Linked DNA regions of Homo sapiens: region 1 is linked to region 2. A link is a loop called in an ENCODE intact Hi-C map of the cell type or tissue named here. Cell type or tissue: endothelial cell of umbilical vein. All regions are shown on one strand. Links, peaks and the distances in the headings refer to the core of each region. The heading gives the core; the rest is flanking DNA.

Region 1 (10,332 bases), core at 1,148-9,147, 200 kb after region 2:
ATTTTGTCTTGGTAAGATAGGATTGCCCATCTTTAAATGCTATTGAAAAGGAGCCAACATATATGGAGAAGTTAACAACTTGGAAGAGAAATGAAATAATCAAGATAACCAAGCCCATCAGAAGGATCAAAGGTTGGGTTTTAGAATGCAGGTTGGGGACAGCACTTCTTCCTTTAGAATGGAATGAAGAGAATCTGTCCCTGGTTAGCTCCTAAGCCTAGAAGGAAGTCAAGAGCTCCCGTGTGCTGGCTATTCTGTGAAACAGGAAGATGTGTTTACCTGCATAGTGTTGGGGCAAATGACAGGGTTAAAATGTTGAAGGGCTTAAGAGGGTTTAAATAGTTCCTTTGGAAAATGAAGGCTGAATAAAGAAATTCAAGAGAGAGCTGGACAGCATCAGGCATGCCTTGAGGTTAGGGGCTTGAGGTTAGAGGTTAGGTGTTTTTAAGGCATCAACCTGTAAGACAGCATAATTTTCTCTAAGCAGGGAAAAAGGTGACATTTTGACTTATCTGGGTGGCTGGAACAGAAAACAAACAAACAAACAAAAAAAGCAAAAACATTAAACTTAGGGAGGTCAAGGTACTGACAAAGAAGTGTGAAAGGAAAATAAATATTGGGCCCCCAAAATCACTCAAGCTGGGAACTGCTTAGGGCAAACCTGCCTCCCACTCTATTCAGAGTCACACCTCTGCTCACTGAGATAAATGCATATCTGATTATGTATTTGGAGCAGCTAATCAGAGGCTCAAAAGAATGCAACCATTTGTCTCTTATCTACCTATGACCTGGAAGCCCCTCCTTTAAGCTGTCCTACCTTTTTGGACTAAACCAATGTGTATGTTACACATATCAATTGATGTCTCATGTCTCCGTAAAATGTATTAACACCAAGCTGTGCCCCGACCACCTTTGGCACATGTCATCAGGACTTCCTGAGGCTGTGTCATGGGTGTATGTCCTCAACCTTGGCAAAATAAACGTTCTAAATTAACCGAGACCTGTCTCAGATTTTTGGGGTTCACAGAAGTCTCTGGGCTGGTGAACAGTGAGCTGCATAGGGAAGGAAGTGAGGAAGGAGGGGCTTATGGGAATAAGTAAAGGCTCAAAGGGTTGGAGATTGTATGCAGGGGAAGTACAGGTAAAGAGAAGCACCCGAGAGGGAGCTAAAACTGTAGGCGTCCGTCCAAGAAGTATCGGTGGCATTTACTGTAATAAGGATGACATTTGACTGTGGGAACAAGGAGCTAATGAAGTGTGCAGGGAAAGGGGACTGGAGTGCTGAGAGTGTGGAGGAACCAAGAGGGCCGGGCATCAGAGGTGTCATCCCTGTGCCTATTGGAGACTCGCAGAGTGTTGGTAGGAACTGTGATGGCAATGAAGATGGAAAGCCACATGCCAAAGTCCTTGATGAAGGAAGAGTGGGTACTGGGGAGTGGATTGATGAGGACAACATGGCAGGGCAGAGGAGAGTCAAATGCAGGAACTTCAAAGGGAAAAGAGGTTTTACCCCAGGCAGATAAACTCATGGATTTGGAAGATCTGCAGAAGAAATTTTACCTCTGGGAGAATCAGGTCGTAATCACCACAGTGAGGCAGAGAAATATAGAGTAGAAAGGTTAAAGATGTAGGAGTTTATTTTGCTATGGGATTACCCCCATGGAAGAATGGATTTCATCTAATCATTCAGGAAAGATATTTTTGGGGGGCTTACTATTCTAGAAACTGGGTATACAGAAGTAAACAAAATAAGCTAATTTACAGTATCCATAAAGTTTTTACATTCTAGTTGGAGGGAGATAGAGGAAAATCACATAGAATGATATTCAAATACACAGACATACCTACCTACAATCCTCTTGCTGTTTTGCTAATTGTAGCAAAGTAATATTGTATATATACTGCATATTCATAAATTGCACGTTATCTTACTAACTTGGATAAACTTAGTCTTTATTAGATGTTAATAGGAGTTGCAAAAGAAGAGAACTTGCAAAAAAAGAGAACTTTGTCAAAAGGATGTTTGGATTTATATGTTTAGAATAAGAGATGGTGGCTGGGCATGGTGGCTCACACCTGTAATTCCAGCACTTTGGGAGGCCAAGGTGGGAGAGTTGCTTGAGCCCAGGAGTTCGAGACCAGACCGGGCAACATAGGGAGATCTCATCGTTACAAATAAGCAAAAAGTTAGCTGGGTATAGTGGAGCATGCCTGTAGTCCCAGAAACTCAGGAGGCTGAGGTAGGAGGATGGTTTGAGCCCAGAAGTTCAATGCTGCCGTGAGCCATGATGGTGCCACTGCAATCCAACCTGGGTGACAGAGTGAGACCTTGTCTCAAAAAAAAAAAAAAAAAAAAAGAAAAAAAGAAAAAGAAAAGAAAAACCCCAAACAAAAAGAATAAGAATAAGAATAAGAGATGGCTGACCTGTACACAATATGTCAAGTGGTGTGTTGGCCAGTTTTTGCATTACTGTAAAGAAATATCTGAGACTGGGTAATATATATAGAAAAGAGGTTTATTTGGCCCATGCTTCTGCAGGCTGTACAGGAAGAATGGTGCCAGCTTCTGCTTCTGGTGAGGCCTCAGGAAGCTTACCATCATGGCAGAAGGAAAAGGGGAAGTTGGTGTATCACACAGCCAGAGCAGGAAAAGGAGAGAGGGAGCAGGGCCCACACACTTTTAAACAACCAGATCTCATGTGAACTCAGAGTGAGAACTCACTCATCACCAAGGGGGTGGTGATAATCCATTCATAAGAGATTCACCCCCATGATCTGAACACCTCCCACCAGGTCCTACCTCCAACACTGGATACTACATTTTATCATGAGATTTGGAGGGGACAAATATCCAAACCGCATCAGGTAGAGATGAGTTTAGTAAAGAAACATCCAGGCCGGGTGCGGTGGCTCACGCCTGTAATCCCAGCACTGTGGGAGGCCAAGGCAGGTGGATCGCAAGGTCAGGAGTTCAAGACCAGCCTGGCCAACATGGTGAAACCCCATCTCTACTAAAAATACAAAAATTAGCCAGGTGTGGTGGCGGGCACCTGTAGTCCCAGCTTCTCGGGAGGCTGAAGCAGGAGAATCGCTTGAACCCAGGAGGCGGAGGTTGCAATGAGCTGAGATCACACCACTGCACTCCAGCCTGGGCGACAGAGCAAGACACTGTCTCAAACAAACAAACAAAACATCCAGCCGGGTAAATTGAAGGCACAAGATTTTGAGAGAAAGTGAAGAAGTTAAACTTGCTAAGGAGTGGCTTTATGCACTGGGGGAAGAGAGGGAACAGATATTGCAGGTAGCACTAGGAAGAGTCTGTCAGGCAGAAGACACAACACAGAGTTGCAGAGGTGGCTTTGAGTGAGTGGTAATCTGTGGAAGAGGTGTCTAATGACAGGAAAGTACAGATAATCCTGCGGACAAGATGAGGAAGGCTAGATAACTAGAAAGCCTTCGGTCTTGAGTATTGATCTAAAATGGGGAAGTGAATATAGTGAACTGTAAGATTTTTTATATTCAAAAATGCTGCAGCCACAAAAAAGAATGTCCTTTGCAGGGACATGGATGAAGCTGGAAACCATCATCCTCAGCAAACTAACACAGGAACAGAAAACCAAATACCGCATGTTCTCACTCATAAGTGGGAGCTAAACAACGAGAACACATGGACACAGGGAGGGGAACATCACACACCGGGGCCCGTCGGAGGGTAGGAGGAAAGGGGAGGGAGAGTATTAGGACAAATACTTAATGCATGCGGAGCTTAAAATCTAGATGATGGGTTGATGGGTGCGGCAAACCACCATGACACATGTATCCCTATGTAACAAACCTGCATGTTCAGCACATGTATCCCAGAACTTAAAGGAAAAGGAAAAAAAAAATGCTGGAAGCCATTGCCCCAAATGCTGAGTTCTAAGCAGAAAACTTGCAAGTTAGAATCCTGAGGACTCCAAGGTTAAGGCAGCACATGGATATTCAGTTGCCTTCTCTCTAGACTCCAGAGTCCCTGCAGAAGTCTGGCAAAGATAGCCTGGTCTGATCATCTTCAGAATCTAAACACACCTCATTTACATAACTACTCACTGTAGGTTGTTTTCAGTTGCCTTCTAAGATTGAAAATGCTAAGGCTTCCCCAGGTTTCAATATTACTTGGTCATTTTTTTTGGTAAGAATCTGACAGGTCAGTAGTTAGATGACCAAATGTTTGAAGAAAGAGTTACTGAAAGGTGATATGGTTGGATTGGTGCTTTAAGTTGAAGACTGTGGACATAATGGGTAGAATAAGAATCCCCGAATAATGGTTGTGATTGTGAAAATGGAAAGTAGATGATAACCTTAAAGAATTTGTGAAGTTGAAGAAAGTGGAGCATTTGCTGGAAAGCACTTCCTCAAAATCTTGCATCTCAAAGGAGTACTGGTTCTGCCTGACAGAACAGCATTGACCTCCACCTGAAAGAGCAGGCCTGACTCAGTGCGTCTCTGGTCCCCACACTGCAGTCACAGTGTGGACATTCTTTTGCAGTGTGTGGTAGCTCCCCCAGGGCAGTGGGCCTGAAGAGACTTGGGGGTAAGTGGTCAGGATTGCTTCCTGCAACAGTGAGAGGTCCTGACTCATGGGCTCTGGATCCCCTCTGACTAATGATCTGCAACTGACCCTCTGCTTGTTCTCTAGCAGGTCCATTCAAGGCAGGAATTGTAATTTCCTAGGACACAATGCTAGGTGAAAGGGTTCATTGTGTCACCAAGAATGACACAGTAATTTAAGCCTGGGAATGCAATTTATTCAAACTCCTCATTTCCTAAATGAGCTCAGATTAGAACAATCTCTTAAAGAACAATTTTAGAAATGTTGATGTTTTTCTTTTTCTTTTCTTCTTTTTTTTTTTTTTTTTTTTACAGGGGGTGGGTGAGTGAGTAGGATGGAGGTGGCCATGGAAAGAAAGGAGAGGAGGAGGCTTTCCATAACCATGACTTGAAATGACCGAGTCAGAAGGTTATGGCTGTTAGGAGGAGTTAGGACCAAGAAACATGCACTTTCTGCCAGTGGGGTCCAAAGTATTCTGCATATCTCAGACAAGTGCAAACCTGCCTTGCCTTTCTCTCTGTCTCCCTAGGAGGTACTGTTTGTGTGACAAAGAGAGTTGTCAGTAATCCAGCAGACACCCTCTTGTACTGCATTGAAATCCAGCACATTCCTCCCTACAGTAGGAAGGACAGACTGGGCTTGCTTTGGGGTTTATTAACCATCTTGAACTATTTTCCAAATGTTTTAGGTTCGAAAAAACCTGAATCACATTGGGCCACAGCCACTTTTTCTTCTTCGCTATTAAGCCTATGTGTATTTTATGGGAAATGTAATCCATATGTTTCTGATTCCTTTACACTTAACTCATCAAGCAGGATTTGTTAAAGCTATTTCATGCCCTGGATGCCTTTTGAGCCGTTTCCTTGTGACTTTCAAAGCCTTTTATTCTCCAGAAATAGGAAGTTACATTTTATGAAATGTAAATGAGCTTGAACCCCCAAAGGTCTTATTTGGGTCAGAATTTGGAACACTTGGGATCAGTAAGAAGCATGCTCTATTCCACTCTTTCAGAGGAATTTCAGCTCAGGGAATACTTTTACACTTTTCAATGCATAAAATTGGCTAAACTTTAATTAAGATGTACTTGGGAGAAAAAAAAAGCAAAAAAAAAATTTCATTGTAAGAGCACATATCATTAATGAAAAGGGGTAAATATTTCTGAATAAATAAAAGCTACCTCAGCTAAATTACCATAAAATAAAATAAACCGAAACAACCAAATACGTCTCCGAACATCACTAACTATGATCCTGTTGCTAAATTGCTGTTTTAATTTTGTGGCCCTAAAGTGAATCTCCAGTAAATATTTTTTCAATACCTCCCACCAGAACAATTAAAATAATTTTCCAGGAGCAAAGCTGTTTTCATGTCTTGGCAAAATATCCTGTTGTCTGAGAGCTCCTATTCTTCAGCAGTAGAAGTTTGCAATTAAAAAAATTAAAGAAATGCATAATCTAAAAATTCTCTCCTCTCCTCTAATTCTAGGAAGAAATTCCATGTTGGGTGTGACATAATAAAACAGGCTCAATTCCGAGCCTTTGCAATTGTTTCTTTTTCTGCCTGGATTAATCTTCCCTACGATCATGAATCTGTCTCCTCTGTTATCTCTTCACTGAGGCCGGCTCTAACTGTCTGGACTGAAAGAACTCTCCCAATTCTCCTTTTGTTACTCTCTACTCCATTTATCCGTTTTACGTTTTTCACAGGAATTAGCATCATCTACCATTGCTTAATGTCATTTGTGCACTTATATTTTCTTTTCTCAATGAGAATCTAAACACATCCCTGTATCCCGTTACTAAAACGTTAGCTGACAAATGGCAAGCACTCAATCAATGTTTACTAAATTTAATTGCAACAATTTGTTCAACACCTATTGACACGTATTATGCACCAGGTTTTATGCTAGATATCAGAGATATAATGAAATATAAAACCAAGTTCCTGTTCTCAAGAACCTCCCATCTTGAGGACAGAGAATATAAGTCAATTACTCTAGTGGTGTGTGGTAATTTTACTGGGGTCCTAATCCAGACCCCAAAAGAGGGTTCTTGGATCTCCTGCAAGAAAGAATTCAGGGAAAATCCATAGAGTAAAGTGAAAGCAAGTTTATTAAGACAGTGAAGGAATAAAAGAATGTCTGTTCCATAGACAGAGAAGCCCAGAGGGCTGCTGGTTGCCCTGGTTATTTGTTGATTATATGCTAAACAAGGGGTGGTGGATTATTTATGCCTCCCCTTTTAAAACCATATAGGGTAACTTCCTGATGTTGCTATGGCATTTGTAAACTGTCATGGCGCCGGTGGGAGTGTAGTAGTGAGGACAACCAGCGGTTACTCTCGTGGCCATATTGGTTTTGGTGGGTTTTGGCTGGCTTCTTTACTGCAACCTGTTTTATCAGCAAGGTCTTTATGACCTGTATCTTGTGCCAACCTTCTGTCTCATTCTGTGACTTAGAATGCCTTAACCATCTGGGAGTACAGCCCAGTAGGTCTCAGCCTCATTTTACCCACCTCCTATTCAAGATGGAGTTGCTCTGGTTCACATGCCTCTGACAGTAAGCTAAAGTTTGCTTGAGAAAAGTGAATTGAAAAAGCCTAGTTATTTTATTGCATAATTAGAATAAGAGGTATCAGAAGCACATTTATCAAAGCTACCAGATAGGAATTAACTTCTTCTAGGATAAAATACATTGTTGTATTTATCACCCTAATGTAGTTTGGAAAAAGCCTACCTTATTGTGCAATATAAATCAAGACTTAAGAGAAACTGTAGAGGATACTAGTTAAGGGAACTTAAACACATTTTTTTTCCTTGATTTTATAGGTAGGTTTTCAAATGGGAAATGAATTGTTTACGTTCATTTGCAAAATGAAGAGAAGGGAAAGAAAAGGCGCTAAGGCTAGACTCACAAAAGCCGAATTCTCATGTGAAGTCCAGCCTTGTGGCTACCCATAAAGCAGTGGCATTCCAGGTTTATCAAAGCCTGAAAATAAAATACAACTATCCAGAACGTATTGGTAAGAGAAGATGTTAATCTTGATCCTCAGGTTCAAATAGAAAAACACCTTCCAAGTTGAAACTCTTCCCTGCCTTTTCAAGCCAGAAGAGTCCACATTGGTGTCTATACAACTTGATTGAATAATTGACAACTCTCATCTCTGCACTTTGCCCTTTAGATTTTCTCACACGCCTTGCCAAACCAACATCTTGGGAACATGGACACCACAAACTTTTTAAAATGGAAATATGTGGACTCCCATAGAAGACGTGCTACAAGCACATAAAACTGACTAAAAGCTTTCTGAGAACAGAAACCAAGTTGGAGCTCACCTTTCTCGCATTTCTATCCACAGTAATTCCTACTCAAAGTCAGTTAAGGGAATTTAATTGCCAATTAAATTAGTGCCTTTTCTCACCTGTAAGAGGTCACTTGCATTATTTTTAGTATATTTGGAAATGAAGGCATAGAAACATACACCAGGCTTCCAGGTTACTTGGCGACAAGGTTTTTTTTTCCTAAAATTTCTAGGAATAGGCTACCTCCATGTCTGTAATGGGGGTAACATCAGCGTGAATGGAAGAGTAAAGATTTCTAAAAATCTGCTTCTCTATAAAAACAATAAGAACACTGGCAAAATTTCCAAAATCAGCTTTTCCAGACCTGGGAAACCTCGCAGAAATCCAAGGAGCATTTACTCAGAAAAAAACCTGCTGCATCTCTTGGAAAAACAGCAATCTATGTGCAGTTGTAAGTTACCCTGTGAAATCCTCTCCTCCAGGATTTACAGCAGCATTGAAAACATAGCCCTGCAATCATGGTGACAACTAGCAGCCTAGAAACCACTAGAAGGGGAAGAATGAGTGTGGAGCTCCCCTAAACCCCAATCCCTGAGCTTTATTTGATTCTGTAGGGCAGTACACTGGAAGTGCAATTGACAGCACTTGTTTTTATTTGACCTGACTCAAAGCTTGGCCAGTGTGAAAGGCCTTTTTCTCAAGGCATTTGTTGAAAACAATCAGCAGTAATTACTCATCATTGCAGATGCCTGAGGCATTGATAACAGTTGGGCCAAACAAGGAGCTGAATTAAAAAGAAAAAGAAAAGCTGGAAAATGAGATATCCATGGAGACTTGGAAGACCTCCAACATATTTCTGAGACTCTAGGAGGCAATAGGTCTACATAGAATTTTGTAAATTTCCAGAAAATTTCTTAGAAAGTCTGAGTTCTCACTTCTGGCTTACTTGGAGACTCTATGCAAGCAGGAAGTGAAGATTAAGTCAGAGTTGTAAAATGCCAAAGTGAGCTGCAATGACTATACTAATATCAGAGTGAGCTGTAATGACTATACTAATATCAGACAAAATGTGCCTTAAGACTAACTGTCATTAGTGACAAAGAAGGATACTTTTTAATGATAAAAGAGTTAATCAAGAAGACATGCTAGGTATAAACATATATGTACTGAACAACAGAGTTCCAAAATGCATGAGGCAAATACTGAGAGAATTGAAGGAAGACATAAATAGTTCAACGTTAATAGTTGGAGACATTGATATTTCACTTTTAATAATGGCTAGAATAACTGGACAGAGACCAGTAAAAAATAGAATGTCTGAATAGCAAAGCTAAAAGAGATCTATATAGCTAGCACCCTACCCAAAAACTTGAGATTACATTCTTCTCATGTGCAGAAGGTACATTCCCCAAGATGAATCATGTGTGAAGCCATAAAATGTCTCAATAAATGTAAAAAAATTAAAATTATACAAAGCATGTTCTCTGATCATAAGAAAATGAAATGGGAAGTTAATAACAAAAGGAAATTTAGGAAAATTAAACAACACTCTTAAATAACCAAAAAGCCAAAAGAGACAGCATAAAGAACATAAATTATTTTTACAAATGAGAACAAAACCACAACACACTAAAACTTACAGAATGCAGCTATTACAGTCATTTAGAAGGAAATTGATAGTGGTAAATGCCTATATTAAGAAATAATAAAGATCGCAAATCAATAGCCTGATTTTCTCCTTTTAGAAGCTAATAATACAAAAGCAAATTAAATGCAAAGTAAACAGAAAGAAAGAAATGAAAATGATTGAAGTAGAAGTAAATAGAGAATAGAAAAACAATAGAGGACATAAATAAAATCAAAAGTAGGTTATTTGGAAAAATCAACAACATTGACAAAGTTTAGGTAGGCTGACCAAGAAAAACAGGGAGAAAATGTAAATGATCAAAATCAGGTATGAATGGGAGTACTTACTACTGAACCTAGAGAAATAAAAAGAATATAAGCAGTTGTATGTCAACAAATTCCTAGAAAGACAAAAACTACCTAAACTGACTTGAGAAGAAATAGAAAAGCTAAATATACTTATAACAATAAAGTGACTATTAGTAATAACAAATTTTTCACAAGAAAACCCTGGGACATGATGACAAGAATGACTGATGAATCCTACCAAGTGTTTAAAAAAGAATGAATATCAATCCTTCACAACCTCTTTCAAGAAACATAGGAGGAGGAGACATTGCCCAGCGCCTTCGATGAGGGCATTATACCAAATACCAAAACCACACAAAGCATCACAAGGAAATAAAACTGCAGACCATATCCCTTATTAATATAATTGCAGAAATACTCAACAAAATACTAGCAAACCAATCCAGCAATATATAAAAAAGATTGTATGACATGATCAAGTGAGATTTATCTCAGGAATGCAAGGG
Region 2 (10,332 bases), core at 1,098-9,097:
TCTGAAGAAAATACTAGCAAAGTGAATCCAGTGCTATATAAAAAGGATAATATATCATGACCTACCGGGGTTTATGCCAAATATATAAGCTGGTTCAATATGCAAAAATCAATCAATGAACTTCATCATATCAACAGCTTGGAGAAGGAAAACCATATGATCTTCTGGATAATACTTAACACCTGTTCATGGTACAAACTCTTTTTTTTTTTTTTTTTTTGAGAGAGAGTCTCACTCTGTCGTCCAGGCTGGAGTGCAGTGCACGATCTCGGCTTACTGTAACCTCTGCCTGTAGCGATTCTTGTGCCTCAGCCTCCAGAGTAGCTGGGATTATAGGCACGCACCACCACTCCCAGCTAATTTTTTGTATTTTTAGTAGAGGCAGGGTTTCATCATGTTGCCCAGGCTGGTCTTGAACTCCTGAGCTCAGGCAATCTACCCACCTTGGCCTCCCAAAGTGCTAGGATTACAGGCATGAGCCACCCCGCCTTGCCCCATGATAAAAACTCTTTATGTAAACCAGGGGTAGGATGAAACTTTCTTATATAAGATAAAGAGCATATACTAAAAGGTGGCCTGGCGCTTACATCATACTTGATGATAGAATGTTCTCCCTCTAATATTAAAAACAAGACAAGGATATCTGCTCTCACCATTCCTAATCCACCTCATACTGGAGGTCCTTGCCAGTGCAATTATGTAAGCAAAATAAATAAAAAGCATGTAGCTTGGAAAGGAAGAACTAGCCATGTTTATATTTGCAGACAACATGATTGCCTGTGTAGAGAAGTCTAAAGAATCTTCAAAAGGGTACTAAAAGTCATAATGAGCCTGGCAAGATTGCAGGATACAAAGTCAATGTGCAAAAATCAACATATTTCAATATATTAGCATTGAAAAAATATAAATTTAAATTTAAAAAATAAAATTTATAATAGTACCAAAGCATTAAATACTTAGGTATTTCAGTTGCACATGATGATTTCTAACTTTAATTTGTTAATTTATTTTTCCAGAAAATATTTATGAGCATATAACAGCCCAAGCTTGATAAATGGTTGAGTAGGCCTGAATAGGAATTGTTTGGATGGGAACTTTTACCCAATCCATAGAGTAAGATGGAACTGGAAGTGTAAACACGGGAGCTAATTTCATTAGTTGTTTTTCAAGAAGAGACATTTTATCTTTTGAAGGTAGATTTAAAGTCAGGAATTCAAGTCTGGGAAGGCAGTCCAATAAGACAATGGCGAAAAAATTGAATCCGTGACCCAGAGTAGAGATTTTCAGACTGTGTTCCATAGATCCACAAGGTTCTGCAGAACTGCCTCAGGGTCGTGTGTGTATGTGTGCGTGTAAATGTGAGCAAATAAGGTGTGTGCATATGAGTGTATTTGTATAAATGAGGATGTACATGTGATTGTGTATGTGTAAGTGTGAACAGGAGTGTGCAAATGCAAGTGTGCATAAATGTGAGCAAATAGTTGTGTGTGTGTAAATGGGTGAATGAGGATGTGACTGTGTGCATGCATGTGTGCACTGGGGAGGGGGAAGAATGCCTACTTAGATTCTGCCTGCACTTTCCTTTCTCCCACGATCTCAGAGCAGTTTTGCTTGGTTGATAATTTACTGGAGTTCCATGTAAGATTTTTCTTGGAAAAGTTTTGTGGCTAAAAATAAATATGAAAACCTCTGATCAATTAAGCAAAGAAAAGATCACAACAATGAACAAGGATCCCCAATTGCAGGCAGCAGGTAGACAGCAAAGTTCTGCTCAAGAAGCTGGCATTGGACAGAGCCGGAAGAATTTTTCCATGACCTTATCAGGGGTAATTTGGGCTTTGAGGACGGGAACCTTAACTACTAAGGATCTAACGGACTGGTAGGGAGTTTAGTTGTTGATAGGAAAATTACAGGGAACTAGTTAGTAACGTCATTGAGGCAAGAACACATTTTGTGTTAAATTGGGCTGTAAAGGTCTGAACCATAACCATGGGAAATATGATCCAGTAGACTATGACTTGAGAGTGGCTTTGGTCCCAGACAACAGGATGGGGACAAATTTGCAGTAGGGTAATACCCCTATGCAATGCCCTTCAGGGGGTGGTTTTTGGAATAGTTCGTTGAGCATCACCTCGGCTATTTGTTTAAAATGCAGATCCTGTGCTCCTCCATCAACCTACTGAATCAGGACCTCAGGCTGGGATCCAGAAACCTGATCTTTTTAACAGAGTGCATACTGGTGAATCTGATACCCTCTCGAGTGTGGAACAACTTGCCAAGTTTTTCAGAATTCCTTGTTGCTAAGAATCATGCTGGTGCTTGTTAAACATTCAGCCTTTTAGGCCCTTTTACTAAAGATGCTGAGTGGAGATGAAACCGGGTGATTTATATGTTGAGTTATTCTTATCATAGTTAATACCAGTGAGGAATATTGAGGTAAGAGGCAAATTTGGAAAATTTCTGGCATTTATTGAAGAACTATTATAGGTAACTCACAAATAATATTAAAAATTATTTTCAGGTTTTCTTCCTCTCACTAGGAACAGTTTCATGAAAGTGTCATCATGAACAGTTCCATGAGTATGAGACAAAAATCAGGTGTGACATAAAGTGTGGGTTTTGGTAGAGACGACTAGGGGCCTACTTGCCATTATTTGCATAAATATGCCGTATCATTTGCAAGTTAAATCAGCTCATATCAAATGCCATTGATTTCCATTTTTGCACAGAAAACCATTGATTAACCTCAAGGGATTCTTCACTTAGGTATAACCCACACATATTAGAATGTTTTTTGTGCATTTCCCTTGGAAATTTACTGGATAAAAGTAAGGGCTATTTCCAAAAGGAGTTTTGGATGTATGCTCCTTTGTTTCATATGTAAGTGGGATGCACTGAAGTAAACATTTCTTTTTGCCACACTTCATTTTATTTTATTTTAATTTCTGGGGTACATGTGCAGGATGTGCAGGTTTGTTATATAGGTAAATGTGTGTCATGGTGGTTTGTTGTACCTATCAACCCATCACCTAGGTATTAAGCCCAGCGTGCATTAGCTATTTTTCCTGATGCTCTCCCTCCTCCTACCTCCCCGCAACAGGCCCCAGTATGTGTTGTTCCCCTCCCTGTGTCCACATGTTCTCATTGTTCAGCTCCCTCTTATAAATGAGAACATGTGGTGTTTGGTTTTCTGTTTCTGTTAGTTTGCTGAGGATAACGGCTTCCAGCTCCATCCATGTTCCTGCAAAGGACATGATCTTGTTCCTTTTTATGACTGCATAGTATTCCATGGCATATACATACCACATTTTCTTTATCTAGTTTATCATTGATGGGCATTTGGATTGATTCCATGTCTTTGCTGTTGTGAATAGTGCTGCAGTGAACATAGCTGTGCATGTATCTTTATAATAGAATGATTTACATTTTTTGGGGTATATACCCAGTAATGGGATTGCTGGGTCAAATGGTATTTCTGGTTCTAGGTCTTTCAGGAATCGCCACACTGTCTTCCACAATGGTTGAACTAATTTACATTCCCAACAAGAGTGTAAAAGTGTTCTTATTTCTCCACAGCCCCACCAGCATGCCATGCTTCTTAAACATTAAGGTGCATATGAATCACATTGAGTTCTTGATAAAATACAGATTCTGATTTAATGGGGCTGAGGTGGGGGACGAGATTCTGCATTTCTATTCAACCCCCAGGTGATGCCAATGCTACTGGTCCTCAGACTACCCTTCCAACAGCAAGGGACTATAATACAGCATTCTATCCCAGGAGAGGTGACTGATAAACTATATATTGCTGCTGTCTGTGAGGGCCATTAAGGAAACTCAAATTCTGTATGAATTTCACTCAACAGAAGTTGAATGAATGCGTAAGGAAATTCGAATTTTGTATGACTTTCACTCAACAGAAGATGAATGAAAATGTACCTTACCTTAAAGAACCACAGACAGGAGCAGAAAGTGCAGTCAGAAAGTTAACACAATATTATGCAATTTCCCAGAGCTTTGAACAAGTGCTTTGAGCAAGCCTTGCCAATAGAAATCTCAGCAGGGAATTAGCAGGTGCTGCCTCTACAGATGGTCTGAGAAAGTGATGTTGGGTCACGCCACCACTGAGTGCCCTGGGAACTCTGAATGGGGAGAGCAACCACTGAGCACAATGATTGAGATCCAAATGCAGTATATCTACACCCTCCAATTGCCCAAGCAGTATAGTTTCCTGGGACCGAGGAGGAAGCCAATGCTTTTGTCTGGGGCAATGAACCGGGAGATTTGGGGCTTCTCACTATTCCTGAATAACTGTGAATTTGGAATGATACTTTCATCGCACCATGAAACCTGGCTACGTTGGAAGCCTAGAAACACTTGTGTATAGTTACAGGGTGGGAATGGGTAGAGAAGAGAGCCTACATGGTGTCAACGTGGAGACCCCTAGTAAACTGAGCTTTTGATTTCCACCCTGGACAATGAGGGCCACATAAGCAATACTCTTCTAATACAATCAATGAACTTTCAGAGTTCCCTTAAAAATTGTTACCATTGTAAATTTGACTTGACCTTTTTTCTTCATGACTGCCGCAATTAAGCCTCAACTGTCCATACTTCTTTCTGGGTTGGGGGAATTAGTTTCATGCAGCTAGTTTTTCACTGTATTCCTTCTAGTGAATATTGTAAAGTTTTATTTCTCTTCTACAGAATAGAATGTGCTTACCTCAATGTCCTTGGCTGCAAAACTTAGATGAGTTTTTATCTCAATAGATTATTAGCTTTTCCATAGAAAGTTTAAAATTCAAATTATGCAACATGACAGAGTACAAAAGCTGAGAAAATTTAATGCAGCAAAGTCTATCTTCAAATTTCCTATTATTTAGTAATTTTAAGTACATGTTAATTAAAGAATTTTAGATTTTGGAATTGTTATTTTCTAATGAAATTTGAATATTTGGAATAAAGGGACTGAAGATTAGGAGTCTGAAGTGAGATGTCACATTGCAGTTTCTTTAGTAAACATACAATTTTCATAACTCTATTCATGATTTTTATTGATAATTATTGAAAGAAAATACCTCTCTCTCTCTCTGTCTCTGTCTCTCGTTCTATCACTTATTCTTCTTAGTCCTTTGGCAGAAAAGAAAACCCAGAGGTCGGAAAATAGGAACTTCAGGTTTGGAGTTATACAGAGCCAAGTCTTTAACTGTGACTGGATGGTTTTTTAGGTTTACGTTTATTTCCTGCAAAGTGTTTCTATGCCAATTTCACTGTCTTTGAGTAGTTAAATGGCTTTCTGCAAGTAGTCAATGTGGGTAAATTTCCTTGGAATTAGTCTGGGGAAGTTAAGATCAGTTGTACTGCTGATGGCTTATCAGTGTCCTAGCAGGAAAATGTGTTCCTGATGAGTAAGCCATTGAGCTTGTTCAAGGCATCCAAGTTGGCCCAGACAGATGGTTAGTGGCAGATAAGATACATTAAGAAGGTGCTGATTCTATTGCCTTGGAATTTTTTGAAACAAATTTTGTGTTCAAAGGAAAAACAAACAGGCAAATGAACAAACAGCAAAACCAGAAACAAGAACAAACTAGTCTCTTAATATACAAAATCAAAGGAAAATAAGTCAAAGAGATGAATATGTGCATTATTTCTTTTAGTCTAACTCTCCAGATGGCAATTTTGTATCAGTGTTATTGAGAGCATGAGCTCACCAAATTGATATCCCACAAGGGGACATCACACTAGGACATCCTACTGAGACCTTCCCTTCCAGGAGACATTGGTTGACCTATTTGCTCAGACTTGAGGCTGAAGGTTAAACATCACATAGAGAGTTCTTACACATCAATTTAAAAGTTTGTTGGAAATAGAGTACAGACATGCAGGAAATGTGGAATTACTATTAAACATTTGAAAAAATGTTCACTCTGACAAGCAAGTAATTCTAATGAAAGTAATATGACAGCATTATTTTTGGGCCCATTAAAGTAAATAGCGTAAACAGGAAGAATATATTCAATAATGATACCCATTGAAATCAAGTGCCCAATTAATGAAGCAGGCATTCTTCTAAACTTCTTGTTGCCTTGGAAATTGGTGTAACTTTCTTTTTGTTTTCTTTCTTTCTTTCCTTCCTTCCTTCCTTTTTCTTTCTTTCCTTCCTTCCTTCCTTCCTTCTTTCTTTTTTTTTCTTGAGACAGAGTCTTGCTCTGTCACCCAGACTGGAGTGCAGTGGTGTGATCACAGCTCACTGCAACCCCCGCCTCCCAGGCTCAAGCGATTCTCCTACCTCAGCCTCAGGAATAGCTAGGATTACAGGCACATGCCACCACACCCAGTTAATTTTTGTATTTTTAGTAGAAATGGGGTTTCACCATGTTGGTCAGGCTGGTCTTGAACTCCTGACCTCAGGTGATCCGACCCTCTCAGCCTTCCAAAGTGCTGGGATTACAGGCATGAGCCACCACACCTAGCCCAAATTGGTATAACTTTCTAAAGGCCAATTTGGTAATATACGCATTCAGAATTTCAACTCTTTATATTATTTTACCTATCCTAAAACATAAACATGATCATGGTTTTCTGCATTATAATCCTCTGTTGGTTCCCTCTTAATTAAAGCAGGGATCATCAAACTTTTTCTGTAAAGGGCAAGATAGAAAATATTTTAGGGCTTGCGGGCCACGTCGTCTCTATTTCAATTACTCAGCTCTGCTGTCATGCACAAAACAGCCATAGAATACAGGTAAACTGTGCTCAAAGAAAATTTATTTATAGACACTGAAATTTGGATTTCATATAATTCTCACATCTTACTAGATACTATTCTTATGTTTTTTCCAACCATTAAAGACTGTAAAAACCATTCTTAGCTTATGGTTCCCAAACAGGTGGCAGGCTGGATTTGGGCCTCTGGCTCCAGTTTGCTGACCTATAGCTTAAAGCATAAATCCCCCAACCACCAAATCCTTTACAACGTTCTCCCCAAACAAGTTATGCACTTGCATATCACCTGCAGCTGTGTGCTTATGTCTGCCTTTCGCTTTGCCTAGAATGTCATCTCCATTGCCACCTTCCTGAAATTATTTTTATTACCTATGTTGACTTAGAGATGAGCTTTGTCTCCACCACCTGGGACAGAGGGTGCCAGGCCTGAATAGATCTTTTCTGATCACCAAATCTCCCCTTAATAAAAGTAGAGAAGTGCTTTAGTGTATTCTTCTATAAAACAAAGAAACAAAATCTTTAAAATGTAAATACCAGATTAAAGCAGGATTTTTGGTATGATTTAGTGTGAATCAAAGTATATCCAATTTGACCAGTGAAAACCACTTAGATCTCTTTTGATAGCATAGGGACTGAAGATTGCAGGAGGGTGTTGGATGACTGAGTTTGTAAGAAAGATTATCAGGCAGGACAATGGGAAAACAGGTACAGAAAGGGGAAGTTGGGCATATAAGCAAGCAACAATACATCAGGGCTTTGCATGGGGTAGACCTTGTTTATTTTCAGTTGGAGTGAGACAAATAGAGAAAGTGGTTATGCAACTGAACAACAAAACATGTCAATTTCTCATGATTTATTACTTTTTACAAAATAATTTACTACAGTAAAATTACAGTAAATTACTGTTTATAAAGAGTAATTATCTCCTTATAAAGAGATAATAAAATTGGTCAATTACATTTCATTATAGTGTTTGTTAAAATTTATGATGTTTCAATAAATGAATTCTAAAATATCTTTTTACAAAAGCCATTTTGTGAAGTGGGTTGCTAGTCTTGAACTCAATAACCCATACCTCTGAAGAGCCCAATGATATGGAACATGAGGTGATACTGATAATAATGCTTTATTGTGGTATACATATATATGTATTACTTACTGAATTGCTGTATGTTTTATACACATGTATATACCTTACTTAAAATAAATATCTTTGGGAAAACTAACCTTATGAACTCTCATCTATAAAGTAATAAAATAATATTAATAGTTAATTACCAATAACTAAATGAATATTCCCTTTTTTTTTTTTTTGAGATGGAGTCTCGCTCTGTCGCCCAGGCTGGAGTGCAGTGGCGCAATCTCAGCTCACTGCAAGCTCCGCCTCCCGGGTTCATGCCATTCTCCTGCCTCAGCCTCCCAAGTAGCTGGGACTACAGGCGCCTACCACCATGCCCAGCTAATTTTTTTTTTTTTTTTTTTTTTTTTTTTTTAGTAGAGATGGGGTTTCACCGTGTTAGCCAGGGTGGTCTCGATCTCCTGACCTGGTGATCCGCCCACCTTGGCCTCCCAAAGTGCTGGGATTACAGGCGTGAGCCACTGCGCCCGGCCCTAAGTAATTGTTTCTTATGTGACAGGTACTGTCTAAATACTTCACATTCAAGATCTTTTTCCTTGCTTAAATATTAATCATAGAACATTCCAAACATACAAAAGAAAACAGACCACTATTGTGATCTGGCTAGTACTCAACCCCCGGCTTCAACAACTAACAATTCATGGCCAAATTCATTTTATCTCTGCACTGATACCCTCCTCCCATGTTATTTTGAAAGCAATCCTAGACATCATATTATGTCATCCGTAATATTTCTGCTTGCATCTCTAAAAGACAAGGTCTCAAAAATATAAAACCACAGTGCCATTATCTCACTTAAAAATAATTAGCAGTAGTTTCTTAGTATCATCAAATATCTAGTCAGTGACTATTTGTATTTTAAATTTTTACAAATTCTTTGAATTCGGATCCAAATAATTTCCATGTTACAATAGGTTGATATTTGAAGTCTTTCAAATAACTTTTAATTTATAGGCTCCCTCTCTTGCTCTCTCTCTCTGCTTCTTTCTCTCTCTCTTTGCAATTTATTCATTTAATAAACTGGGCTATTCTGTCTGTAGTCTGGATTTTGCAGATAGTATTTCACACGGCTCTGTCCTCTGAGCTTCCTATAAATCGATAGTTATGTGTAAAGACTTCATCAAATAAATCTGAAAATTAATTGGTGGTATGGTTGTGGGCAGGGGGAGGCTTGTGGGTAGCTTTAGTTTCTTCTGGAGGGAGACTTATTTTCTTTTTATGATGTTTGTAGATGCTGTTGTTAGCAACCTACATCCTAGGTGAATTCATTGGGGTTTGAAAAATTCTTATAGTCTAATTCTAACATTTTTTTTCATGCATTAGCTAGGAACTTCTATAAAGAGAAATGCCTCATTTACAACTCTTCTTCCAAATGGTACAGTTTCTATAGGAAAATAATAAATGCTGAATTTTTTTCTATGTATTTTTTAGTTTTCAAAATAATGAGGTAGTAAGCATCATCCAACTATGATCAATTAGTGTGATTATTTATTTTGGGGAGATTATTGTGATCTCATATATTATACATACATATAAAAATGCAGGCATGCATACATGAAATACATCCTTGGGATGTGCCAATCCATTGCAGTTATTCTCCTTATTGGTGTTCAAATTATCCCCCACTTTGACCAGCGGGAGCTGATTCGGGTGGCTCCTGAGTGCTTTTACAAGACATCTATTGTCTTCTAGAGGGTTCTTTTCATATGGTAGAATTCCAGTCTAATTTGTACATTTCCTGTTCTATATCTGTACACAACCATTTCTACAAGAAGCCCTGGTTCGTTTCAGTGGGAAAAAGTATTTGGACGCTACAGTCTAGTCTGTAGGGGTCATCATTGCTACTGGGTTGGCTTTCTTAGTCGGCAGTACTAAGAAATATATAGATATGTTTTAAAGATAAAAAATCATGAGTTTGTATCGATCTTCCAATTAAAATTCACAACTACTTGAGGTTTTCACTTAACCTATTTTGATATCACGTCTTTATCTTCTTTCTCCAATTCAGTAATCCTGTTCTCAATAATATAGGGGATTATAGAATTAGAGTATCACATAAATATTCATCTCTTTGTTCCTATAATGTACACACAACAGTCTGGAAATAACAACATCAATGCTAATACCAACAATATAATTATAGAAAAGAGTATACAACTTTATTTTTTGGAAGTTGTCTTTGTCCTCAGCATATTACAGCGTTAGAGTACACCCTTCCAGAATGTGCAGACAAATTGTTGTGTTTTAGAGTCACATAGTTTAGTTTCTCTGCATGTGACTATGCCACCAACTATATTTGTACCTGTTATATATTTAAGACTATTTATTTATTTTTAAATTTCTTGACATTGCATTACAAATAACTGTATTTTATAATTATGTAAAACATTTACATGGTTTCAAAGGCAAATATCTAGAATGAGGTAGATTCATACAAAGCTAATTTCTTCTCTTGGTCTGTCCACTCC

What was found. A loop is a pair of places that touch in the nucleus more often than their neighbours do. Peaks named below come from ENCODE experiments on the same cell type or tissue, not always from the same donor. Only the 100,000 strongest peaks of a DNase experiment are listed, where the experiment ranks them.
Region 1: a loop joins it to region 2, with 7 times the contacts of the local background. A loop is called at or near these places in 2 of 110 quality-filtered maps.

What each region holds. Positions count from the first base shown.
Region 1 is chr17:69,865,743-69,876,074 of GRCh38, forward strand. All of the region lies in intron 4 of LINC01483 (long intergenic non-protein coding RNA 1483), which reads left to right. Among named protein-coding and RNA genes, the nearest start is that of LINC01497, 91 kb to the right of the region's middle. In endothelial cell of umbilical vein, for the core only: no CTCF peak of the experiment used is centred there; DNase peaks (open chromatin) are centred at 4,649 and 8,739; H3K27ac peaks cover 2,238 bases.
Region 2 is chr17:69,667,696-69,678,027 of GRCh38, forward strand. All of the region lies in intron 3 of LINC01483 (long intergenic non-protein coding RNA 1483), which reads left to right. Among named protein-coding and RNA genes, the nearest start is that of LINC01483, 79 kb to the left of the region's middle. In endothelial cell of umbilical vein, for the core only: no CTCF peak of the experiment used is centred there; a DNase peak (open chromatin) is centred at 5,426; H3K27ac peaks cover 1,529 bases.